Linked DNA regions of Homo sapiens: regions 2 and 3 are each linked to region 1. Evidence: read pairs that join two places in POLR2A ChIA-PET (ENCODE). Cell type or tissue: Panc1. All regions are shown on one strand.

The links. Peaks named below come from ENCODE experiments on the same cell type or tissue, not always from the same donor. Only the 100,000 strongest peaks of a DNase experiment are listed, where the experiment ranks them.
Region 2: POLR2A ChIA-PET joins it to region 1 with 13 read pairs; 5 of 35 experiments call an interaction of 5 or more read pairs at or near these places.
Region 3: POLR2A ChIA-PET joins it to region 1 with 18 read pairs; 2 of 35 experiments call an interaction of 5 or more read pairs at or near these places.

The regions. Positions count from the first base shown.
Region 1 is chr11:62,513,366-62,521,365 of GRCh38, forward strand. AHNAK (AHNAK nucleoprotein) reads right to left here. Exons shown (of 5, transcript NM_001620.3): 5 at 2,537-8,000. The coding sequence ends at 3,379. Among named protein-coding and RNA genes, the nearest start is that of AHNAK, 29 kb to the right of the region's middle. In Panc1, no CTCF peak of the experiment used is centred here; no DNase peak of the experiment used is centred here; H3K27ac peaks cover 5,165 bases.
Region 2 is chr11:62,649,039-62,657,038 of GRCh38, forward strand. INTS5 (integrator complex subunit 5) reads right to left here and starts at 4,264. Exons shown (of 2, transcript NM_030628.2): 1 at 4,132-4,264; 2 at 1-961. The coding sequence starts at 4,211. RefSeq lists an enhancer at 3,675-4,434 and silencers at 4,007-4,206, 4,497-4,586. In Panc1, no CTCF peak of the experiment used is centred here; a DNase peak (open chromatin) is centred at 4,353; H3K4me3 peaks cover 2,030 bases; H3K27ac peaks cover 2,311 bases.
Region 3 is chr11:62,696,060-62,704,059 of GRCh38, forward strand. It overlaps BSCL2 (BSCL2 lipid droplet biogenesis associated, seipin), which reads right to left. Exons shown (of 11, transcript NM_001122955.4): 3 at 6,409-6,490. It overlaps HNRNPUL2-BSCL2 (HNRNPUL2-BSCL2 readthrough (NMD candidate)), which reads right to left. Exons shown (of 24, transcript NR_037946.1): 16 at 6,409-6,490. Among named protein-coding and RNA genes, the nearest start is that of BSCL2, 7.4 kb to the right of the region's middle. RefSeq lists an enhancer at 2,173-2,765. In Panc1, no CTCF peak of the experiment used is centred here; no DNase peak of the experiment used is centred here.

The sequences.
Region 1 (8,000 bases):
CTCTACTAAAAATACAAAAATTAGCCAGGTATGGTGGCAGGCGCCTTTAATCCCAGCTACTCAGGAGGCTGAGGCAGAAGAATCTCTTGAACCCGGGAGGCGGAGTTTGCAGTGAGCCAAATTCACACCATTGCACTCCAGCCTGGGCAACAAGAGCGAGACTCTGTCTCAAAAATAAAAAAAAAAAAAGACTTTAGGGGATAACTTGGACCACCCCATCAGGAACTGAGGGAGGGCAGGGGTAAGGTGCATGGGCAGGGCGAGGGAGCTGGGGTGCGCCCTCCACACACCACATAAGCCCGTGTCTCCTCCCATGCCGTCGCTGCTGTGGTAACCATCACTGCGGGAAGCAGCGTTCATGTTCTGTGGCCACTGCCTCCAGCCCAGACCTGACATTGAGAAGAAGGTGGCTAGAAGACTCTCAAGTTTGTACAGCTAGTTGCCTTGTCCCTTCTCCATCCTACCCACCACCCACTGACTGTCCCACCCAATGAGATCACTGGCCTCGCCATCCCTGGTACATGCATGATTTCCACGGGTTTATTGCCAGGGCTCAAGGCATTCCAGTTTTTCACACCCATCACATCATTCACTCTGTGGAGATCCTCAGAAGAGGAATCTGAGATCAGTGGGACTGGGACACATCTAGCCACGTGGGACTCAGAAAACATTTATTGAATGGACACTGGGGGCCACCACTAGCCTTCATCACTTCTTCCTAAAGTTAAAAAAAAATTTAATTGATATATTATTGGACAGCCTGGGTAGTTCTCCTCAGAGGACTTTCCAGCATCCTAATGGGCATTCCTCCCTAGCTGTGTACACAAGTGCACCCCACTGTCGCACACTCACCCCACCGTCACCCACTTACCCCACCCTCCAGACACCAGGGCTACTTATCTCAAGCGGCATGCACACTCTGACCTGCCCCACACTCTTGGCTTCAGAGTTGAGGAAGGAACAGGAGATGGGTTTTGAGCTGTGGTTGGTTGAGTGAAAGCAGCACCCCGGGGACAGCCCCAGGCCCAGTTAGGACAGACGGTGATGTGTGCAGTTGTGTGCATCATTGAACCTGAGCATGCTCACGGCTGGAGTGTGCGTGTAGCCCAGTGCAGCAGGGGGTTTCTGTAGAAGATGGGCTCATGCCTGTCTCTCTAGGATTTCATGCCAACTCTTGTGCTCTCCATAAGTATGTATCTGGCTGTCACATGGATGCTGCACACTTCAGTGTGGTGCCATCATGCAATGCATAACCCCAATACCTGGACGAACTCTGGCCCTATGAATGCTGCTATCCCAATTTTAAGGGTGATGAAACTGAGCCTCAAGCAGGTTAAGCATCCTGTCCAACTCACGAAAGAAGCTGTAGGTCGGTCATCTAAAACGCAGCCGGGTATCAAGGGCCTCCCTCCCAACCTATCTCTTTCCAAATCCATGGGCCACCCTTGAGCTCCAAAACCCCCAGAACACTGGCTCTGCTGGCCACGGTGAGGACAGATGAAGCTAGGGAAGGCATGAGATCCCACTGACAAGCTGGTACTAAACAGGGAAGGATGGGGTGGGAGCTATTTTATCTCTGTTCTGGGGGGATCCAGAGAGGTGCAGAGCTGCCTCCACTGGCAGAAATGGGGCATCTCTAAGGAATGGCGAGGGGGACAAGCTTGGTCCAAGTATAAGAAAGCATCACCCTCTGCCCAGCAATGACCAACATTAGGAGCCAGTGACTAGAACCACTCCTCCCCCACCCCCACATACTGTCAACAGAGCTGGAAATCAAAAGGGGACTTTGGTCAGAAGACTTTTCCATAATGTTTAGCCCTAAAATGGACTAGAAAGAACCACAGAGATAACTTACACAAGATCAGCACCCTGGCCGGGCGCAGTGGCTCATGCCTGTAATCCCAGTACTTTGGGAGGCCAAGGCGGGTGGATCACTGGAGGTCAGGAGTTTGAGACCAGCCTGGCCAACATGGTGAAACTTCGTCTCTACTAAATATAAAAATTAGCCAGGCGTAGAGGCAAGGGCCTGTAATCCCAGCTACTCGGGAGGCTGAGGCAGGAAAATCGCTTGAACCCAGGAGGAGGAGGTTGCAGTGAGCCAAGATTGTGCCACTGCACTCCAGCCTGGGCAACAGCGGTTACTCAGCAAACCTGCAGCCATGTCAGGAATAAATGGCAGAGCGGTGATTCACAAGCAGAGCCCTTTCGGTAATTCCAGGAGGCCTTTTAACTGTTCACATCTGTAACCCATTTAGAACCAATTCTGAATTGTATATTCATATGTGAGGATGCAAAGTAGGTGAGTGGGTCCCGAGGCCAAGCCTCTTCTTGATTTCTCAGCAATGGCACAACCAGCCTCACCATGAGAATCAAGAAGCAAAGATTTTCTCCCACTACCTCCCGAAGGTCACTGTCTTAAAGTCACTGATGAAACTAGCAATGCCACCAGATGGATCCGGTCTGAACACTCACAGCTGGCTGTGCAGCTTCCCCAGGTTTCACGCCCCCGCAACACAGAATGCAAAGGCACAAGACATCAAGGTTAATAAACAGCTTTATTTGCCTTGTACAGCATCAATTTTCTTACATTCTCAGTTAATTGGCCATTAAAGTGCTGGAAATTTTCTTAATCATGATAACATTTGTTAAAAAGAAATCAGAACTAATATCAGGAACATGGCGGCATGAAGGAAACAGTTCCCTTACAAAACACAGAAAATGGAAGCCCCTCATGTTGAGGGGGTGGGTTGGACAATTTGCAAACAGATTCTAATTTCCTCTCACCGTCAGCACCAAACTGGCTGGGACCACCACCCCTGGGTGAAAGAAACAACACTAAAGAACCCTAAAAACACCCACACACCCTGACTACCACCACCTCTGGGCCATCTGTGGGCGTTTGCTGTTTGAACAGATCCAGTCTCAGGAAAGAGGAAGACCTGACCTCCGTCTGCAACCCATCACCCCACCCACCCTTACTAACAAAAGCCCCCAAAGTCATTACAATGAAAAAGTGGGTTTCCATTACCCCAAAACTAACAATGTTCAGTAAAAATGAGGATAATAAACACAAAAGCTTGCTTAGTAAACAGGAGCTCTCAGCAGTCAATGCAAAAAAATATATATATATGAAATCTTAAGGCAAATACTGTTGACTTTGCACATGGGCTGGACGAACTTGGAACTCTTTACCTATCTGTATAGTTCCAGGAGCCTACAGGCGGTCGGTTTTTCAGCGCTTGCCACCGGGCCAGGCAAGGTCTTTGCATGATTGCTGAGGCAGTCGGTGTGTTTCCCTTTGGAGTTTATATAGGAACACACCACCCAAGGCTGATGTTTTGTTATATATATATATATGTACACACATACAAAGGCCTGCTACTCTTTCTTTGTGGAAACTGACAGCTCCACCTCGGGAAGCTGGATGCCAACCTTATTCCCACTGTCATTGCTAGAAGAGGAGGACAGTCGGGACTTCTTAGAGGCCAGGGACACCCCACTCCCCTGTAACTTGCCTGTCTCATCATCGCTCCCAGTCACCTCATAATGACCTTTGCTCTTTGACCCCAATCCACCAAAGGTACCGAATTTCAGCTTCCCGTGTTTCCCTTTAACTTTCCCACCTTCCAGAGACACTTCCCCACCTTCAAACTCCAGCGTCCCCGTCGGGGTGGAAGGTCCAGAGAACTCTCTTTCATCACTGAATGAATTTGAGCGGTGCCGTGGCTTCTTACTTTTAAATAAGGAGAATTTGCCTTTCGGTGAAGAGGCTTCGGCCTCTGCCTCTCCTTCCAGAGAGCCCAGGCTGGCCTTTGAACTTTTCAGGTCACCTTTGGACCCAGAAATTGATGCTTCTGGTGAGCCAGTGACACCACCTTTCCCTTTAGGTTTGGAAAAATTAAACTTGGGCATTTTGATCTTGGACTTTTTCAGTTTGACTTCAGACTCTTCCCACTCGCCGTCTCCAGCACCAGCTTGGATGCTGGCCTCTGCTTTAGGGAAGTGAACATCCACCCCCATTTCTCTGCCAACCAGCTCACGGCCAGAGAAGGTAAATTTGGGGATCTTCATTTTAGGGAATGTTACTTTTCCAGATCCACTTTCCAAGTGACCTTGAGGCCCAGACACACTCAGCCCAGGAGCCTGGAGTCCAATCTGACCTCCTTTCACACCTCCTTCCACCTTTGGTCCTGAGAAATGAAGGCCCCCAGCAAACTTAGATGTGTCCAAGTTGAGAGCAGAGGAGACTTGGGGTCCCTTCCACTCACCCCCGGAACCTTTAACACTCAAATGCCCTTCACCAAGGCTGATGTCTGGGGCACTGACACCCCCTGAAACATCCGCACCTCCTTTGATTTTTGGGCCCTTCAAGTTGATGCCAAAATCTGACTCAGGAGATGCCATATTAAAGGCAGGCCCCTTCACACTGATATCAGGAGCAGCCCCATGGAAACCTACTTCTGAACCTTTCAGACCACCTTTGATTTCAGGCCCAGAAATCTGCCCAGTTGGGAGTTTCACATTCACGCCTGGCAGGTTCACATCACATCCAGAGGACTTAATTCCAGGCATCTGGAGGTTTCCTTCTAGGCCTTGAACACCAATGCCTGGAAGACCTCCTCCGACAGTGGGGCCTTTGATCTCACCAGTGGCCCCAAGGCTCCCTTTCACTTTTGGTCCTTCCAAGTTAAAGTCCACATTCGGTGCTGAAATCCGAGGCCCTTTCAGGTTCACATCCACACCTGGCCCCTTCAGTTCGCCAGAAACCTGTGGCCCCTTGGCATTGACGTGCAAGTCGGACCCCGGAGTAGAGATGCCAAATTGGGGCAGCTTCATTTTGGGAAGTTTAATGCTGCCTTCGGATGCCTCCAAGCTTAGATCAGGAGCTCCTACGGATACTTTAGGGCATTTGATGTCACCAGAGACAGCCAGATCTCCCTGCAGGCTTGGTCCCCTCAGTGTCACATCTGGTGCCCCAACGTTAAGCTTTGTTGTGGCATCGATCCCTGGCACTTTCACACCGTCTCCTCCCACCTGCATTTTGCCACCGACACCACTGAGGTTGAGCCCTGGAGCATGCACCTTCATGCTGGGAACAGATGCATCCAGGTCTCCCTTCAAACTTGGTCCTTTCAAGTTCAGATCAAGGTCAGGCCCAGAGACTTTTGGCATAGAGAGGTTCACTGAAGGCAAGTCTACTCCTGGCCCCTTTAGAGAAACATCGGGCCCTTCGAGCTTAACATCTGGTCCTCTCAAGTCTCCTTCAAGAGAGGGTAGCTGGGCATGGACCTCGGCTCCCCCACCCTCCATTTTCACACCTGGGATGCCGATCTTGGGCATGGAAAACTTGGGGAACTTAATTTTTGCTTCTGGACCTTGCAGATCTACATCTGGTCCTTCCAGTCCCACGCTGGGGACATCACCCTTTATCTTTGGTCCTTTCAAGTTTACATTCACATCAGGGATGGAGACTTGAGGGGCAGAAATGCCGAAGGACGGTGTTTTGACTTTAGCATCTAGGCCTTCGATGTTGATGTCAGGTGCACCCAAGTTTGCCTGCACTTTGGGGCCTTTCAGGTCACCCTCTATTTTTGGCACTGAGATGTCCACATCTGGCATCTTGACCTTGGGAGCCTTCGCCTTGATGTCAAGACCTTCGACGTGAATCGCTGGCAAAGAAAGTTCCAGATCAGGTGCCTGGAGTTCACCCTCCAGTTTGGGGCTAGGGAGAGGGGCCTCAGCTTTAAATTTAGGTGATTTAATGTCAAACTCTACATCTGGGAAGTACATTTTTCCAAACATCGTTTTCTTGGTTTTGGGCGATTTCACGTCGACTTTGAGTGCAGCATCCGGCCCTGCGATGTTGACATCTACATCCGGAGCCTTGAGGCTGGCATCAATTTCACCCCCAGGAACATTCAGGTCAAATCCCTGTTTTTTGGCCTTAATCTTAGGACCACTCATATGAATTTTAGGCATTTTAAACTTACTTTTCTTGCCCTTGCCACCAACACTAATTTCAGGAGTCTCAAGGTTCAGCTCTGCCTCAGGAACAGTGACATCCAGTGAAGGTGACTTGATGTCAGCTTTGGGGCTTTTTGCCCCAAATCCAAACTTGGGTTTCTTAAATTTGGGGATTTTAACATCTGGCCCTTCGATGTTAATATCTGGGCTGTCCATGTGTACATCTAAGCTTGGAGCTTCAACTTTGGGTCCCTTGAGGTCCACTTCACCACCTTCTAACTTCGGACCTGAAAATCCAATTTTTGGTGCCTTGAGATGCAAATCAACATCAGGAGCAGTTACTTTAGGAGCAGATATCTCCAGCGATGGCATCTTCAAAGATGGGCCACTGAGTTTGGCATCAGGGCCTTCGAAATCCAGACGTGGACCTTTAAGATCTACTTCTGGGCCTTTCAAAGTCCCTTCAACCTTAGGGACAGACACATCAAAATCTCCTTTTACTTTGGGTCCTTTCAAATCCAGGTCAACATCAGGTATGGAGATCTTGGGAGCTTTGATATTTATTTCAGGCATCTTGAACTTGGGGCCCTTCAGTTTTGCGTCTGGACCTTCGATATTCACATCTGGAATATCAACGTCCACCTTGGGTCCCGAGACATCGATGTCGGCCTTGGGCAGGCTCACATCCACATCTGGACCTTCTCCTTTGAAGCCAGGCATGCTGAATTTGGGCATTTTCACCTTGGGCATCTTCAGGTGCCAGTCTGGGCCATGAACATCCACATCAGGGGTGTTGATGTCCACTTTTGGGCCCTTGATGTCAGCTTCTGGGCCCTTGAGGTCACCTTCCACTTTAGGAAGGGTAACATCCACATCGCCCTTCACTTTGGGTCCTTTCAGGTTTAAGTCAATATCAGGCATGGAGATCTTGGGGGCTTTGATGCTCATCTCAGGCATCTTGAACTTGGGGCCCTTTAGTTTCGCATCTGGACCTTCGATATTCACATCAGGAACATCAACGTCCACTTTGGGTCCTGAGACATCAATGTCAGCCTTGGGCAGGTTCACATCCACATCTGGGCCCTCTCCTTTGAAGCCAGGCATGCTGAACTTGGGCATTTTCACTTTGGGCATTTTTAGGTGCCAGTCTGGGCCTTGAACGTCCACATCTGGGACATCAATGTCCACTTTGGGGTCCCTGATGTCAACTTCGGGGCCCTTGAGGTCGCCTTCCACTTTGGGCAGAGAAATGTCCATGTCGCCCTTCACCTTTGGACCTTTCAGATTCAGGTCAACTTCAGGCATAGAGATCTTCGGTGCCTTGAGGTGTAAGTCAGGCATTTTAAATTTGGGGCCCTTCAGTTTCCCTTCTGGACCATGAATGTCAATATCAGGAGTGTCAATGCCCACTTTAGGGCCTTTGACATCCACTTTGGGACCTTTCAGATCTCCCTCCAGTTTAGGAACGGAAATGTCCATATCTCCTTTTATCTTAGGTCCTTTCAAATTCAAATCAATGTCACTCATGGAGATTTGTGGGCTTTTGAAATGTACATCAGGCATCTTAAACTTGGGACCTTTGAGCTTCCCTTCAGGACCTTCAATGTCTACCTCTGGCCCTTTCAGATCACTTTCCACCTTAGGTAGTGAAACATCCACATCACCCTTCACCTTGGGACCTTTCAGGTGCAAATCAAAGTCAGGCATAGAGATTTTGGGAGCTTTGATGTTCATCTCAGGCATCTTAAATTTGGGCCCCTTCAATTTTCCTTCCGGACCTTCAATATTGACATCAGGTGTGTCAATGTCCAAACTGGGGCCTTTTATGTCAATTTCAGGGCCCTTGAGATCACCTTCCACTTTGGGCAGAGAGACATCCACATCACCTTTCACTTTGGGACCCTTCAAGTTAAAGTCAATGTCAGGCATGGAGATTTTGGGGGCCTTGATGTTCATCTCTGGCATCTTGAACTTTGGACCCTTGAGTTTTGCATCTGGACCTTCGATACTGACATCAGGGGCATCAATGTCCACTT
Region 2 (8,000 bases), 140 kb after region 1:
CATGACTGCCAGCTGCAGTAGGAACGGAACCGTGGCCTGAAGGGAGGGGTCCCCACTGCGGCCTCCAGATCCCCCTGCCAGGCTATCATGGAACATTCGCAGGAGCTCCCGTCGGATGCTATCTCCGTGGCGGGAGGCCAGGTGACCTAGGATGCCTACAACTGAGGCAATCTTGGGCACCCGTTTCTCCGCAGGAATGGCAGGAGATCCAGGGAAGGGGTCTGTAGAGGGGGTCTGAGAAGAGCTTCCACCACTACTGCCAGCTCCACCTCCAGCCCCACCATGGACACAAAAGTCCTTAAGGCCACAGGAGAGAACCCGGGAAATGATGGTGCCAGGAAAAGAGGAGCCAATATGTGCCACAACCCAGTCAAAGTGTGGAGAATGCTGAACAGAGGTATCCAGCAAGGCATCCACACACGCATCTGGGCAGCTACCAATGAGAGCCGAGAGGCACTGCACATAGATGTCCATTAATGTACGCGTGGCCCTACAACCCATCCACAGCTGTAGCAGTTCATTAAGAGCGCCAGTAGCGTGGGGAACACGCTGGTGCTGGCCTGAGTACGTGCTGCTCAGTTGCCCCATGAGGTCAATGGACCATGCACTAATCACAGGTGCCCAGGCCTTTGGGTTGGCCCGGATAAACTCAGACAGCACCTGCTGCACTTCCTGAACCACATCCTCTAGACCAGGTCCACCAGCAGGGACATGAGAGGGTGGAGGTGGACGGAGGTGAGGTGGACCAGCCACAGGGGTTTCATCCAGGGCAGCCAGGTGGGCCCGGACACTCTCATCAAAGACACCTCTCAAGTGGTCAAGCACAGCAGCCCGAGCAGGTGGCAAAGAACGGAGCAGGAGAAGACCACAGCGAGCATGTTCCCGGGCTGAGAGTTGGTGGCCCAGAATGGGGTCTACGCCAGTCAGAAAAGCCTTGATTTCCTGGGACAGCTCCTGAGCACTACAAGGAAGCAAAAGAAACAGACTTAAGAGTGTTGTGAGATGTTAGGCAACTTACCTTTCCTGTATGAGCTTTGCCTTTTATGTTAAATAGGGATAATAAAAATACTTCCCTCATAAGAGAATTTTTTTTTTTGAGATGGAGTCTCGCTCTGTTGTCCAGGCTGGAGTGCAGTGGCATGATCTCAGCTCACTGCAAGCTCCGCCTCCTGGGTTCACGCCATTCTCCTGCCTCAGCCTCCCTAGTAGCTGGGACTACAGGCACCCGCCACCATGCCTAGCTAATTTTTTGTATTTTTAGTACAGATGGGGTTTCACCGTGTTAGCCAGGATGGTCTTGATCTCCTGACCTCATGATCCGTCCTCCTCGGCCTCCAAAAGTGTTGGGATTACAGGCGTGAGCCACCGCGCCCGGCCTTTGTTTTGTTTTTTGAGATAGAGTCTTGCTTTGTCGCCCAGGCTGGAGTGCAGTGGCGCCACCTTGGCTCACTGCAACCTCCGCCTACTGAGTTCAAGCAATTCTCCTGCCTCAGCCTCCAGAGTAGCTGGGACTACAGGTGTGTGCCACCATACCCGGCTAATTTTTGTATTTTTAGTAGAGACAGATTTTACCATGTTGCCCAGGCTGGTCTCAAACTCCTGACCTCAAGTAATCCGCCCACTTCAGCCTCCCAAAGTGCTAGGAGTACAGGCATGAGCCACTGCTCCCGCCCTGTTTTTGTTTTTCAAGACAGGGTCTCTCTCTGTCACCCAGGCTGGAGTGCAGTGCCAAGATCACAGCTCACTGCAGTCTCGAACTCCCAGACTCAAAGCATCCTCCCATCTCAGCCTCCTGAGTAGCTGCAACTTCAAGCACATGCCACGACACCCAGCTAACTTTTTAACCTTTTTATAGAAATGAGGTCTGGCTATGTTCCACAGGCTGGTTTCATGGCCTCAAGCAGTTTGCCCACCTTAGCCTCCCAAAGTGCTGGCATTACAGGTGTGAGGCACCATGCCTGGTTGAGAATGTTTATAAAGCACTTAAGTTCTGCAGAAGGATGGCCTGAGGGAAAAAAAAGCACTTAGGTTCCATACCAGATTCACACTAATCACTCAATAAAAGCTATGTTTCTTTCTCCCCCCGCCCCGAGAGGGAGTCTCGCTCTGCCGCCCAGGCTGGAGTGCAGTGGTGCCATCTCCACTCACTGCAAGCTCCACCTCCCAGGTTCACGCCATTCTCCTGCCTCAGCCTCCTGAGTAGCTGGGACTACAGGCGCCCGCCACCACGCCCGGCTAATATTTTTTTTTTTATTTTTAGTAGAGACGGGGTTTCACCGTGTTAGCCAGGATGGTCTCGATCTCCTGACCTTGTGATCCTCCCGCCTCGTCCTCCCAAAGTGCTGGGATTACAGGCGTGAGCCACGTGCCCGGCCAAAAGCTATGTTTCTTTCAATGACAACAGTAATAATATCAGCAACAGATAACTCTTAGAATATATCAGGTACTCTTTTAAGTACTTTGCGTGTATTATTTCAATCCTGACAACAGTTCAATAAGTTAGGTACTATTATGATCCCATTTTACAGACAAATCAAGGCTGGCTTCAGTGGCTCACGCCTATAATCCCAGCACTTTGGGAGGCCAAGGCTGGTGGATCGCTTGAGCGCAAGAGTTCAAGACCAGTCTGAGGAACATAGTGAAACCCCATCTCTACAAAAATAATAATAATAATAATTAGCCAGGCATGGTCGCATGTGCCTGCGGTCCCACCTACTGGGGAGGTTGAGGCAGAAGGATCACTTGAGCCCTGGAAGCAGGGCTGCAGTGAGCCAAAATCACACCACTGCACCCCAGACTGTGTGCGCCGTCAAAAAAAAGAACGAAATCAAGGTTAAGCAATCAGACTATATGCGCCATGAGTGTAGGAACCATTTCTGTGCTCTTCAACACTGTATCCACTTCTATTGAAGTACACAGTATATGGAAGGTAGTCAATAAATATCTGTTGAGTTGACTATATTTGTGTTTCTATAATATCTGCTTTAAAAACATTTCCAGGCTGGCTGAGGTGCCTCACGTCTGTAATCCTAGCACTCTGGGAGGCCAAGGAGGGTGGATCACTTGAGGTCAGAAGATCGAAACCAGCCTGGCCAACAGGGTGAAACCTCATCTCTATTAAAAATACAAAAAAAAAAAAAAAATAGCCAGGCATGGTGTAATCCCAGCTACTCAGGAGGCTGAGGCATGAGAATCGCTTGAACCCAGGAGGCGGAGGTTGCAGTAAGCCGAGATCACGCCACTGCACTCCAGCCTGGGAGTCAGGGCGACCATCTCAAAAAACAAAAACAAAAAAAAACACACCTTTCCACTTTATCACCTTCTACCACCACCCCCGCCCCGCCCCATCCCACAACACAAGCACCTTGAAATCTCTTAATGGGAAAAAAAAAAAATTGTAAGCACCTTATTAAGGGCTCTCCCTCCTAACATCTGTTTCTTCCCATATTCTGCAAAATCTTAGTCACCTACCACCACATCAACCACCACCACCTACTCAGCACCCTCAATGTGCTTGGACATCAGGGTGTCCCAGGGCACAGAGTAATAATGCTTTTCAACCCTTTCCCTCCTAAAACATATATGGGTTCAGTCTCAGAGGTTCAGAAGCCAATGTTATGGGAGGTGGCAAATCCCCTTTCTCTTATCGCCTTTTCTGTCAAAGAAGACAGCATCCTCTAGGTGCTGATAAGGCTCTAACAGTGCCATTCCTCTGTTTCCTCCAAAAAACACCCTAATATAAGGGAATATCTCAGCCGGACTGCATTCTGTTTCTGGGCCTGGGTTCTCAGGGAGTCTCTATGAAGTCAGGACACTGGGTTTCCTAGGGTCAAAAATGGCCAGGGCAGCTGGGTTCCCAAGAGTTCAGATACCCCCGACTCTTGGGAGAGGAAGCCCGGGGTCGAGGGTAGTTAGGCATTGGAGTCTAGCGAGAGGCAGGCCCGAGGTCGGGAGGGCGGGCACTGGAGCCCTGAGTTTTGGTGAAGCAGTCCCTGAGTTCTGGGAGGACCTGACCAAGAATCTGAGAACCCTGACGTGAGTTCTCGAGGTAGGATCCGGGTTTCTACCGAGAAGGCTAGGGATCGGCGCGGGGCCGCGCGATGGGGGGAAGGTGCCAAGGGCTCTAACTACCTGAGAGGCGCGGGACCGTGGGTGGCCGGGGCAGGCCCAGGTGGCCCTGGGGCCCCGGGAGGGTCGCACAGCGCGGACATCCCGGAGCCCGAGCCGAGCCCGAGGCGCGAGCGGCGGAGCGCAGGCGGCGCATGCGCGCTGACAGGAAACGCGAAAGGAACCAGCTACCAGGCCTCGCAGGAAAATTAATCCGGCGATGTCCTCGACCCTCTTACATTAGTTCCGCACCCTGTCGGAGTCCCAGAGCATAATCCCGGGACGATGATAGCAGGAAGCCGATTCGCCCTATATGCAACCACTTTATTCAAAAGCCTATTGACATACAGACTAGGCCGGGCGCGGTGGCTCACGCCTGTAAACCCAGCACTTTGAGAGCCCGAGAGGGCGGATCACCTGAGGTCAGGAGTTCAAGACTAGCCTGCCGTCTCTACTGCAAATACAAAAATTAGCCAGGCGTGGTGGCTTATGCCTGTAATCCCGATTACTCGGGAGGCTGAGGCAGGAGAATCGCTTGATCCCGGGAGGCAGAGATTGCAGTGAGCCGAGATCGCGCCACTGCACTCCAGCCTGGGCGACAGAGCAAGAGTCCCGATAGACACACACACACAGAGAGAGAGAGAGAGAGAGAGAGAGAGAGAGAGAGAGAGAGAGAGAGAGAGAGAGAGAGAGAGAGAGAGAGAGAGAAACTAAAACACTCACAGGGGTATTTTAATCATTTTTCCTAACGCCAAAAATACAAAATGTTCAACTCAGGACTTTTTTTTTTTTTTTTTTTTTTTGAGACGGAGTCTCGCTCTGTCGCCCAGGCCGGACTGCGGACTGCAGTGGCGCAATCTCGGCTCACTGCAAGCTCCGCTTCCCGGGTTCACGCCATTCTCCTGCCTCAGCCTCCCGAGTAGCTGGGACTACAGGCGCCCGCCACCGCGCCCGGCTAATTTTTTGTATTTTTAGTAGAGACGGGGTTTCACCTTGTTAGCCAGGATGGTCTCGATCTCCTGACCTCATGATCCACCCGCCTCGGCCTCCCAAAGTGCTGGGATTACAGGCGTGAGCCACCGCGCCCGGCCTCAACTCAGGACTTTAAAAAAATGAAGCATAGGAAGGTTTTTTTGTTGGTGTTGTTGTTGTTATTGTTGTTTATTTTGTGACCGTGCAGTGATAGGATCACCCCTCTCGGCAGCCCCGACCTCCTGGGCTCAAGACATCCTCCCACCTCAGCGTTCTAGGTAGCTGAGATTACAGGCGTGCGCCATCACACTTGGCTACTTTTTAAATATTTTCAGAGTTAGGGATTTGCATGTGGGTGGGGCGAGTGTCTCGCTATGTTGCCCAGTCTGATCTCAAACTCCTGTCCTCAAGTGATTCACCCACCTCAGCTTCCCAAAGCACTGGGATTACAGGAGTAAGCCACGCACACCCGGCCAGTCTCTCTTTGTTTTTGTTTTGTTTTGTTTCGTTTTCCTTTTGAGACAGAGTCTCACTCCCTCACCCAGGCTGGAGTGCAGTGGTGAGATCTGAGCTCACTGCAACCTCCACTTTCCAGGTTCAGGAGATTCTCCTGCCTCAGCCTCCCGAGTAGCTGGGACTATAGGCATCCACTACCAAATCTGGCTAATTTTTTTATTTTTATAGAGACAACGTTTTCCCCTGTCCGCCAATCTGGTCTCAAACTCCTGACCTCAAGTGATCCATCCACCTCAGCCTCCCAAAATGCTGGGATTACAGGCAAGAGCCACCGCACCCAGGCTTTTTTTAAAATCTCATTCTGTCGCCCAGGCTGGAGTGCAGTCTCGTCTCTGCAACCTCCACCTCCCAGGTTCAAGCAATTCTCCTGCCTCAGCCTCCCAAGTAGCTGGGACTACAAGCATGTGCCACCACGCCCAGCTAATTGGAGACATGTTGGCCAGGCTGGTCTCAAACTCCTGACCTCAGGTGATCCGCCCGCCTCAGCCTCCCAAAGTGCTGGGATTACAGGTGTTAGCCACTGCACCCCTCCTACAAAAATACTTTTACGAGAGAGAGAGAAAAGGGAAGAGAGAAAGCAGAAAAGAGATGGAAAGAAGAGAAAACTCATAAAAGAAAAAGAAAAACTAAGAAAGAGAAGGAGGGAGAGGGAGCCCAAAACAAATTGGGCTAGCTAGCCTGAAGATGTCCTCCCAGTAGCAAGTATGAATAACATCCTTCCATCCGTCTTCATTATTTAAGCTTCTCTCTCTCCCACAGCTTCCCAGCATAGGGACCTTCGTCTAACTCACAGCCCCACACCTGCCAGAGATAGAGCTTGCTAACTGTAAAGGGAGCCAGTACACCTCATCAAGAGCCCTCACTCAAGCCAGTGTACCTAGATCAGGTTCCAGCTCTTCTACCTACTAGTTGTATACTTTACTTAACCACTCCATAACTGTTCCTTCTTCTGGAAATGAGGAGGTAATATTAATAGTACAAATACCTCAAAGGGTTGTTACGAAAATTGAAATGAGGTAGTATGGTCATTGTATAGCACTTGGTGCCAGCAATGGTAAGCACTAGATAAGCATTAGCTATTTTTATTATGTTTATTGAATGAAACAGAAAATAAGCTGCTTGACAATAGAGACTTGGCCTATTTTGTTAAAAGCTATATCCTCGGGCTGGGCGTGATGGATCATGCCTATAATCCTAGAACTTTGGGAGGGCGAGGCAGGGGGATCACAAGGTCAGGAGTTCGAGACAAGCTGGCCAACATAGTGAAACTCTGTCTCTACTAAAAATACAAAAAATTAGCTGGGCATTGTGGCGCCCACCTATAGTCCCAGCTACTCTGGAGGCTGAGGCAGGAGAATCCCTTGAAACCGGGAGGTGGAGGTTGTGATGAGCCAAGATTGCACCACTGCACTCCAGCCTGGGCAACAGAGCGAGACTCAGTCTCAAAAAAAAAAAAAAAAATTAGCCAGCGTGGTGGTGAACACCTGTGATCCCAGCTACTCAGGAGGCTGAGGCAGGAGAATCGCCTGAACCCGGGAGGTGGAGGTTACAGTGAGCTGAGACTGCACCACTGCCCTCCAGCCTGGGCAACAGAGCAAGACTCCGTCTTAAACAAAACAAACAAAAAAACAGAACCTACTACATGCCAGGCAGACACTGTTATAGGTGATGAGGATATAGCAGGTTTTGTTGTTGTTGTTGTTGTTTTTGAGACAGAGTCTCGCTCTGTCACCCAGGCCGGAGTGCAACACCATAATCTCGGCTCACTGCCACCTCCACCTCCTAGGTTCAGGCGATTCTCCTGTCTCAGCCTCCTGAGTAGATGGGATTCCTAGCGCCCGCCACCACACCTGGCTAATTTTTATATTTTTTAGTAGAGACGGGGTTTCACCATGTTGGCTAGGCTGGTCCTGAACTCCTGACCTCAGATAATCCACCTGCCTGGGCCTCCCAAAGTGCTGGGATTACAGGCCTGAGCCACTGCGCCCAGCCCTCATGCATGATTTTGTGTTTGTTCTTAAATTTTATTTACTTAAATTTTTTAAATTCGAGATGTTCCCCAGTCTGGTCTTGAAATCCTGGCCTCAAGCAATCCTCCCACCTCAGCCTCCCAAAGTGCTAGAATTATAGGCATAAGCCACAGTGCCCCGTCTGTTCTTACATTTTAGAAGTTCAATCATTTACAGTGTTTCTACCACCTATTACCAAGCATCATTCTAGGATGGTAAATCTGAGGCAATTTCTACCCCTAGCTCTGCCTCAAACTTGGACCCAACACTTCCCTTCTCAGGGCCTCAGATCTGTGAAAGGAAGCTTTTGAACCAGATGAATTCTTCCAGCTGTGAGACTAGAATGTATTTCTTGACCTTAGAGATTGCATAATCTAAGGGTGTTCATTTTGGAGT
Region 3 (8,000 bases), 180 kb after region 1:
CTACTCGGAGGCTGAGGCAGAGAGCTGCTTGAACCCGAGAGGCGGAGGTTGCAGTGAGCTGAGATCGTGCCACTGTACTCCAGCCTGGGTGACAGAGCAAGATTCTGTCTCAAAACAAACAAACAAACAAAAAACTATCTGTTGAAGAAAATGGATTCCATGAGATTCCTACCCCCCTGTAGAGACCAGATGATTAAGCCAGTTGCTTCATAAACTTTTTGTGTGTGTGTGTGTGTGTGTGTGTGTGTGTGTGTGAAGACAAGGTCTTGCTCTGTCACAGGCTGGAAGGCAGTGGCATGATCATGGCTCACTGTGCCTGGAACTTCTGGGCTCAATCTATCCTCCTGCCTCTGCCTCCTAAGTACCTGGGACCATACGGACTATAGGCACATGCAACCACATGCAACTAAAAATTTTTTTTTTTTTTTGGAGAGACAGGGGTCTTGCTTTGTTGCTCAGCCTATGAATTCTTCCCCTCAACCACTCCCCCAGTCTATTAATTCTTTTCTTTTTTGAGACAGGATCTCGCTCTTGTCACAAAGGCTGGAGTGCAGTGGTGTGATCACAGCTCACTGGCAGCCTCAACCTCCTGGGCTCAGTTGATCTTCCTGTCTCAGCCTCCTGAGTAGCTGGAACTACAGGCATGTGCCACCACACCCAGCTAATTTTTTATTTTTTTGTAGAGACGGGGTCTCATTATGCTGCCCAAGCTGGTCTTGAACTGCTGGACTCAAGCAATCCTGCCTTGGCCTCCCAAAGTGCTGGGATTATAGGTGTGAGCCACTGCCCTTGGCCCAAATTCTTTGAAACATTAAAATAGGTAGTTCTCTTAGCCAGGTGTGGTGGTGCATGCCTGCAGTCCCAGCTGCTGAGGAGACTGAGGCAGGAGGATCCCTTGAGCCCAGGAGTTTGAGGCTACAATGAGCTATGATTGGGCCACTGCACTCCAACCGGGGTGACAGAATGAGACCCCAATTCAAAAAAAAAAAAATTAATCTCCTCCAAAGGGATCCACAGAATTTAATACTAAAACCTTGTGAATAAATCCATGCCGGCCGGGCGCGGTGGCTCATGCCTGTAATCCCAGCACTTTGGGAGGCCAAGGCGGGCAGAAGACGAGGTCAGGAGATCGAGACCATCCTGGCTAACACGGTGAAACCCTGTCTCTACTGAAAATACAAAAAAATTAGCCGGGCATGGTGGTGGGCGCCTGTAGTCCCAGCTACTTGGGAGGCTGAGGCAGGAGAATGGCGTGAACCCGGGAGGCGGAGCTTGCAGTGAGCCGAGATCATGTCACTGCACTCCAGCCTGGGCAACTCCGTCTCAAAAAAAAAAAAAAAAAAAAATTCCATGCCTTTGTCCACAATTGCCTGCTTGATGGGCAGATTCTCCCCCTTCTCTAACATTCCCATGTAATATTCACCCTTCCTTAAAAGATCCGCTTTGGGCCCGGCACAGTGGCTCATGCCTGTAATCCCAGCACTTTGGGAGGCCAAGGCAGGTAGATCACCAGGACAGGAGTTCCAGACCAGCCTGGTCAACGTGGTGAAACCCCGTCTCTACTAAAAAAAAAAAAATACAAAAATTAGCTGGACATGGTGGCATGCGCCTGTAATCTCAGCTACTCAGGAGGCTGAGGCAAGAGAATCACTTGAAGCCAGGAGGCAGAGGTTGCAGTGAAGCAAGATCACACCAGTGCACTCCAGCCTGGGCAACAGAGAGAGACTCTGTATCAAAAAAAAAAAAAAAAGGATCCGCTTTGAACATCACCATCTCCATGGTCTTAGACTATCCCAGACAACACTGATCTAATTCTTCACGAATGCTTCTGGAATGCAGAATCCACATCCTTTTTTTTTTTTTTTTGAGACGGAGTCTCGCTCTGTCGCCCAGGCTGGAGTGCAGTGGCGCAATCTCGGCTCACTGTAAGCTCTGCCTCCCGGGTTCACGCCATTCTCCTGCCTCAGTCTCCCGAGTAGCTAGGACTACAGGCGCCCGCCACCACGCCCACCTAATTTTTTGTATTTTTAGTAGAGACAGGGTTTCACCGTTTTAGCCAGGATGGTCTCCATCTCCTGACCCCGTGATCCACCCGCCTCGGCCTCCCAAAGTGCTGGGATTACAGGCGTGAGCCACCGTGCCCGGCCTCTTCTTTTTGAGATGGAGTCTTACTCTGTCGCCCAGGCTGGAGTACAGTGGCATGATGTCGGCTCACTGTGACCTCTGCCTCCTGGGTTCAAGCGATTCTCCTGTCTCAGCCTCCCAAGTAGCTGGGACTACAGGCACACACCACCACGCCTGGCTAATTTTTGCATTTTGAGTAGAGACAGGGTTTCACCATATTGGTCAGGCTGGTCTTGAACCCTGACCTCAGGTGATCCACCCGCCTCGGCCTCCCAAAGTGCTGGGATTACAGGCATGAGCCACTATGCCTGGCCAGAATCCGCATTTTACAGTTTACTACTTAAATGTATGCAAACATATGCAATGTATAGTTTTCCATCAACGCTGTGAGCTCATTGAGAGCAGCGACCACATCTACTTATAGCAAGCCGTTACACATAGTGGACAGATTATTTCATTCATTAATTCATTTAAAAATGTTCATTGTCAACAAACAAAATGTTCAACCTCTTCTAATTATCAGGGACATGGGCTGAATTTGCTCTCATCTTCCTTTTATTCCTCCCTCCCTCATGTGACAGCCTCACACCTGATCGTTTGAGGCTCCCTCCCTTGGCTCTCTGCCTTCCCATTATGATCTCTGCAATGGGCCACAAAACTGTATGCACCATCCCAGGTTCTGTGGCTTTCTCATTTCTTCTCAATAAAGTCATTTATTATTATTATTTATTTATTTATTTTGAGATGGAGTCTTGCTCTGTCGCCAGGCTGGAGTGCAGTGGCACGATCTCAGCTCACTGCAACCTCCGCCTCCTGGGTTCAAGTGATTCTCCTGCCTCAGCCTCCAGAGTAGCTGGGATTACAGGTGCACACCACCACGCCCAGCTAATTTTTGTATTTTTAGTAGAGACGGGGTTTCACCAGTTGGCCAGGATGGTCTCGATCTCTTGACCTCATGATCCGCCCGCCTCGGCCTCCCAAAGTATTGGGATTACAGGCGTGAGCCACCACGCTTGGCCCCTAATTTTTTCTGAGATGGAGTCTTGCTCTGTAGCCCAGGCTGGAGTGCAGTGGCGCGATCTCGGCTCACTGCAAGCTCCGCCTCCCAGGTTCACACCTTTCTCCTGCCTCAGCCTCCCAAGTAGCTGGGACTACAGGCCTGCGCCACCACACCTGGCTAATTTTTGTATTTTTAGTAGAGACGGGGTTTCACCATGTTGGTCAGGATGATCTCAAACTCCTGACCATGTGATCCGCCTGCCTCGGCCTCCCAAATTGCTGGGATTACAGGCGTGAGCCACTGTGCCCAGTCAAGTCATTTATTATTTTTTAACCATAGAAGCAAACTGAATAAATGTCTTTATAGAAGATTCTAGGCCAGGCATGGTGGCTCATACCTGTAATCCCAGCAGTTTGGAAGGACCAGGTGGGAGGACTGCCTGAGCCCAGGAGTTTGAGACCAGCCTGGGCAACATAGCAAAATCCTATCTGGTTTTTTTTTTTTTTTTTTTTTGAGACTGAGTCTCGCTCTGTCACTCAGGCTGGAGTGCAATGGAGCAGTCTCGGCTCATTGCAACCTCCACCTCCCGGGTTCAAGCAATTCTTGTGCCTCAGCCTCCAAAGTAGCTGGGACTATAGGTTTGTGCCACCACACCTGGCTAATTTTTGTATTTTTAGTAGAGACGGGGTTCGACTGTGTTGGCCAGGCTGGTCACGAACTCCTGACCTCAGGTGACCCACCTGCCTCCTCAGCCTCCCAAAGTGCTGAGATTACAGGCGTGAGCCACCACACCCGGTTATAATCCTAACACTGTGGGAGGCTGAGTCGGGAGGACCACTTGAGCCTAGTAGTTTGAGACAAGCCTAGGCAACATAGTAAGATCTTGTCTCTACTAAAAATTAAAAAAAAAAAAAAAAAAAAAAAAGCTGGGCATGGTGGCACACACCTGTAGTCCCAGCTACTTGGGAGATCACTTGAACCTGGGAGGTCAAGGCTGCAGCGAGCCGTGATCGTATCACTGCACTCCAGGCTAGGTGGCAGGGCAAAACCTTGTCTTGAAAAATAAAATAAAATAGAACCCCAGACTCTATAGGTTATACTCCTCCCTTCAAAAGTGTGACATTCTATCATTACATCAGTTTCCTCCAAAGTACCACTTTTGAAAAATAACTTCAGGCTGGACATGGTGGCTCATGTCTGTAATCCCAGCACTTCAAGAGGCTGAGGTGGGCAGATCACCTGAGATCATGAGTTTAAGACCAGCCTGGCCAACATGATCAAACCCCGTCTCTATTAAAAATACAAAAATCAGCTAGGTATGGTGGCATACGCCTGTAACCCCAGCTACTTGGGAGGCTGAGGCAGGAGAATCGATTGAACCCAGGGGGCAGAGGTTGCAGCGAGCCAAGATCGTGCCATTGCACTGTAGCCTGGGCGACAGGAAAGAAACTCCGTCTCAAATAAATAAATAAATAAATAAAACTTCAGGCTGGGTGTGGTTGCTCACGCATGTAATCCCAGCACTTTTGGAGGCCGAGGTGGGTGGATCACCTGAGGTCAGGAGTTTTAGACCAGCATGACCAACATGGTGAAACCCTGTCTCTGCTAAAAATACAAAAGTTAGCCGGGTGTGGTGGTGGGCACCTGTAATCCCAGGTACTCAGGAGGCTGAGGTGGGAGAATCGCTTGATCCCAGGAGTTGGAGGTTGCAGTGAAGTGAGATCGCGCCACTGCACTCCAGTCTTGGCGACAGAGCAAGACTCTGTCTCAAAAAAAAAAAAAGAACGTATCCTTTATGAGAGCCTCCTCTAGCTTGCCTACTATAGAGGGCCCAGTCCCCATATGCATTTCTCAGGGTTCCCAGGTTTGTTGACATCACACTGGCATCTGGCCAGTCCTCTGGCACAGTACCCTTTGTAATGACACGATGCATATATTTGACAACAGTTTCATAATGTTATATAAATGCTTTCAAAACTCTTGGGTAGATGCCCATCTTATTCCAATGTAATAGCTCATTTGTTCATTTAGGTCTAAAACATTGCTTACTTCACCTAGCAGATATTGCTCACTTTACCTAGCAGATAAATAGATCATACTTCACCTGATACAGATGGTCCTCAGTTTATGATGGGGTTACATTCCGATAAACCCATCTAAGTTGAAACTATCACAAGCTGAAAACGCATTTAGTACACCTAACCTAAAGAACATCATAGCTTACTTAGCCTAGCCTACCTTAAACATGCTCAGAACACTTATGTTAGCCTACCTATAGTTGATTACAATCATCTAACACAAAGCCTATACTTATAATAAAGTAGTGAATATCCCATGTGATTTATTGAATGCTGTACTGAACGTGAAAAACAGGCTGGGCGTGGTGGCTGACGCCTATAATCCCAGCACTTTGGGAGGCGGGCAGATCACAAGGTCAAGAGATCCAGACCATCCTGGCCAACATGGTGAAATCCCATCCCTACTAAAAATACAAAAAAATTAGCTGGGTGTGGTGGCGCGCTCCTGTAGTGCCAGCTACTCGGGAGGCTGAGGCAGGAGAATCGCTTGAACCCAGGAGGTGGAGGTTGCAGTGAGCTGAGATCGCGCCACTGCAATCCAGCCTGGCGACAGAGTGAGACTGTCTGGAAAAAAAAAAAAAAAAAGAAAGAGAGTGAAAAACAGAATGGTTGTATAGGTACCTGAAGTACAGTGTCTAAGGAATGTATGTCGCTTTTGCACCACAGTAAGTTGAAAAATTCTTAAGTTGAATTACCGTAAGTCAGGGACTATGTTGAGAAAGAACATTTCTAACACCTGCTGCAGAAAGATCCATCAATACACACAATTAATTTTAATTTCTTTTCCTTCAAAGCCTTCCTCTTAGTCTCCTTTTTTTTTTTAAGACAGAGCTTCATTCTTGTTGCCCAGGCTGGAGTGCAATGGCGTGATCTCGGCTCACCGAAACCTCCTCCTCCCGGATTCAAGTGATTCTCCTGCCTCAGCCTCCCAAGTAGCTGGGATTACAGGCATGCACCACCACGCCCAGCTAATTTTGTATTTTTAGTAGAGACGGGGTTTCTCCGCGTTGGTCAGGCTGGTCTCGAACTCCCAACCTCAGGTGATCTGCCCACCTCAGCCTCCCAAAGTACTGGGATTACAGGCGTGAGCCACCGTGCCCGGCCAGTCTCTTATTACTCAATTCCTTCTCTCTAGGCCTTTCTCAAGTCTTCCTATTTTGAGTCATCAAAGCTCTAATGAAACCTCTCTCTAGTTCCCATACTCACCCGATCACGTCCACCCTTAGTCAGCGAGACATTGGCAACAGGGAAGGAGCAGAGTGAGGTGGTGGAGGAATCACAGTCGGTCCTAAATGAGATTGGAGGAGGATACTCTGCTAAGTTAGTCTTACTAGTCCATCCATACACCTTCTTTGCCCCCTAGGGCTCCCTCCTGCCCTCCTCCCTTCTCTCAGAACAGGCACCCTTCTCTCTGTTACAAAGATGGAGAACAAATGTGGCCAGGAGATTCAAGATACCAGGATTATTTCATTCTCTTCCTATGACTTCAATGTATGTCCTCTCATTACAACAGATGTTCTTAGATGGGAATCTAGAGATACTTAAATAGTTGCATACTTCAGTGTTTCTAAAGACTTAAGGAGCTTGATAAAAATGTAAATTCCAGGGCCAAGCAGCAGCGGCTCACGCCTGTAATCCCAGCACTTTTGGAGGCCGAGGAGGGCGGATCACCTGAGGTCAGGAGTTTAAGACCAGCCTGACCAACATGGAGACACCCCATCTCTACTAAAAATACAAAATTAGCGGGGCGTGGTGGCGCATGCCTGTAATCCCACCTACTCGGGACGCTGAGGCAGAAGAATCGCCTGAACCTGGGAGGCAGAGGTTGTGGTGAGCCAAGATCACGCCACTGCACTCCAGCCTGGGCAACAAGGGTGAAACTCCATCTCAAAAAAAAAAAAAAGGAAATTCCAGGGTCCCACCCCAAGAGATTCTGATTTGGTAGCTCTGGTCTGGGTCCTAGTTTGAGAAAACGCCTCCAAAAGGATCTACAGATGGTTATTAAGAAGCTCATGAACCCCTCCAATTGTAGGCAAATTTGCATGTGGGGGTGTGGGTGCAGCATATGCCTGGGCATGCATATACGTTTTTTTTTTTTTTTTTTTTTTGAGACGGAGTCTTGCTCTGTCGCCCAGGCTGGAGTGCAGTGGCACGATCTCGGCTCACTGCAAGCTCCGCTTCCCAGGTTCACGCCATTTCTCCTGCCTCAGCCTCTCAAGTAGCTGGGACAACAGGCGCCTGCCACCACGCCCGGCTAATTTTTTTATTTTTAGTAGAGACAGGGTTTCACGGTGTTAGCCAGGATAGTCTCAATCTCCTGACCTTGTGATCCGCCTGCCTCGGCCTCCCAAAGTGCTGGGATTACAGGTGTGAGCCACCGCGCCCGGCCGTATATATGTTTTTATGGCAGGAAGGGCCATAAGATCCATTTCCTAAAAGTTTAAGAAGCTCTGCTTTAGAAACTATAGCTCTGGACCAGGGACTTAAGGGAAAAAATGACTTTAAACCATTGATTATAACGCCCTTCTCTGCATCTGTTGATAGGTCCTACAACCACTGTTAAGAAAAGAGAACTAGGCCGGGCGCAGTGGCTCATGCTTGTAATCCCAGCACTTTGGGAGGCCAAGGGGGTGGATCACGAGGTCAGGAGTTCGAGATCAGCCTGGCCAACATAGTGAAACCCCATCTCTACTAAAAATACAAAAAAAAATTAGCCAGGTGTGGTGGCAGGCACCTGTAATCCCAGTTACTTGGGAGGCTGAGGCAAGGCAGGAGAATGGCTTGAATCTGGAGGCAGA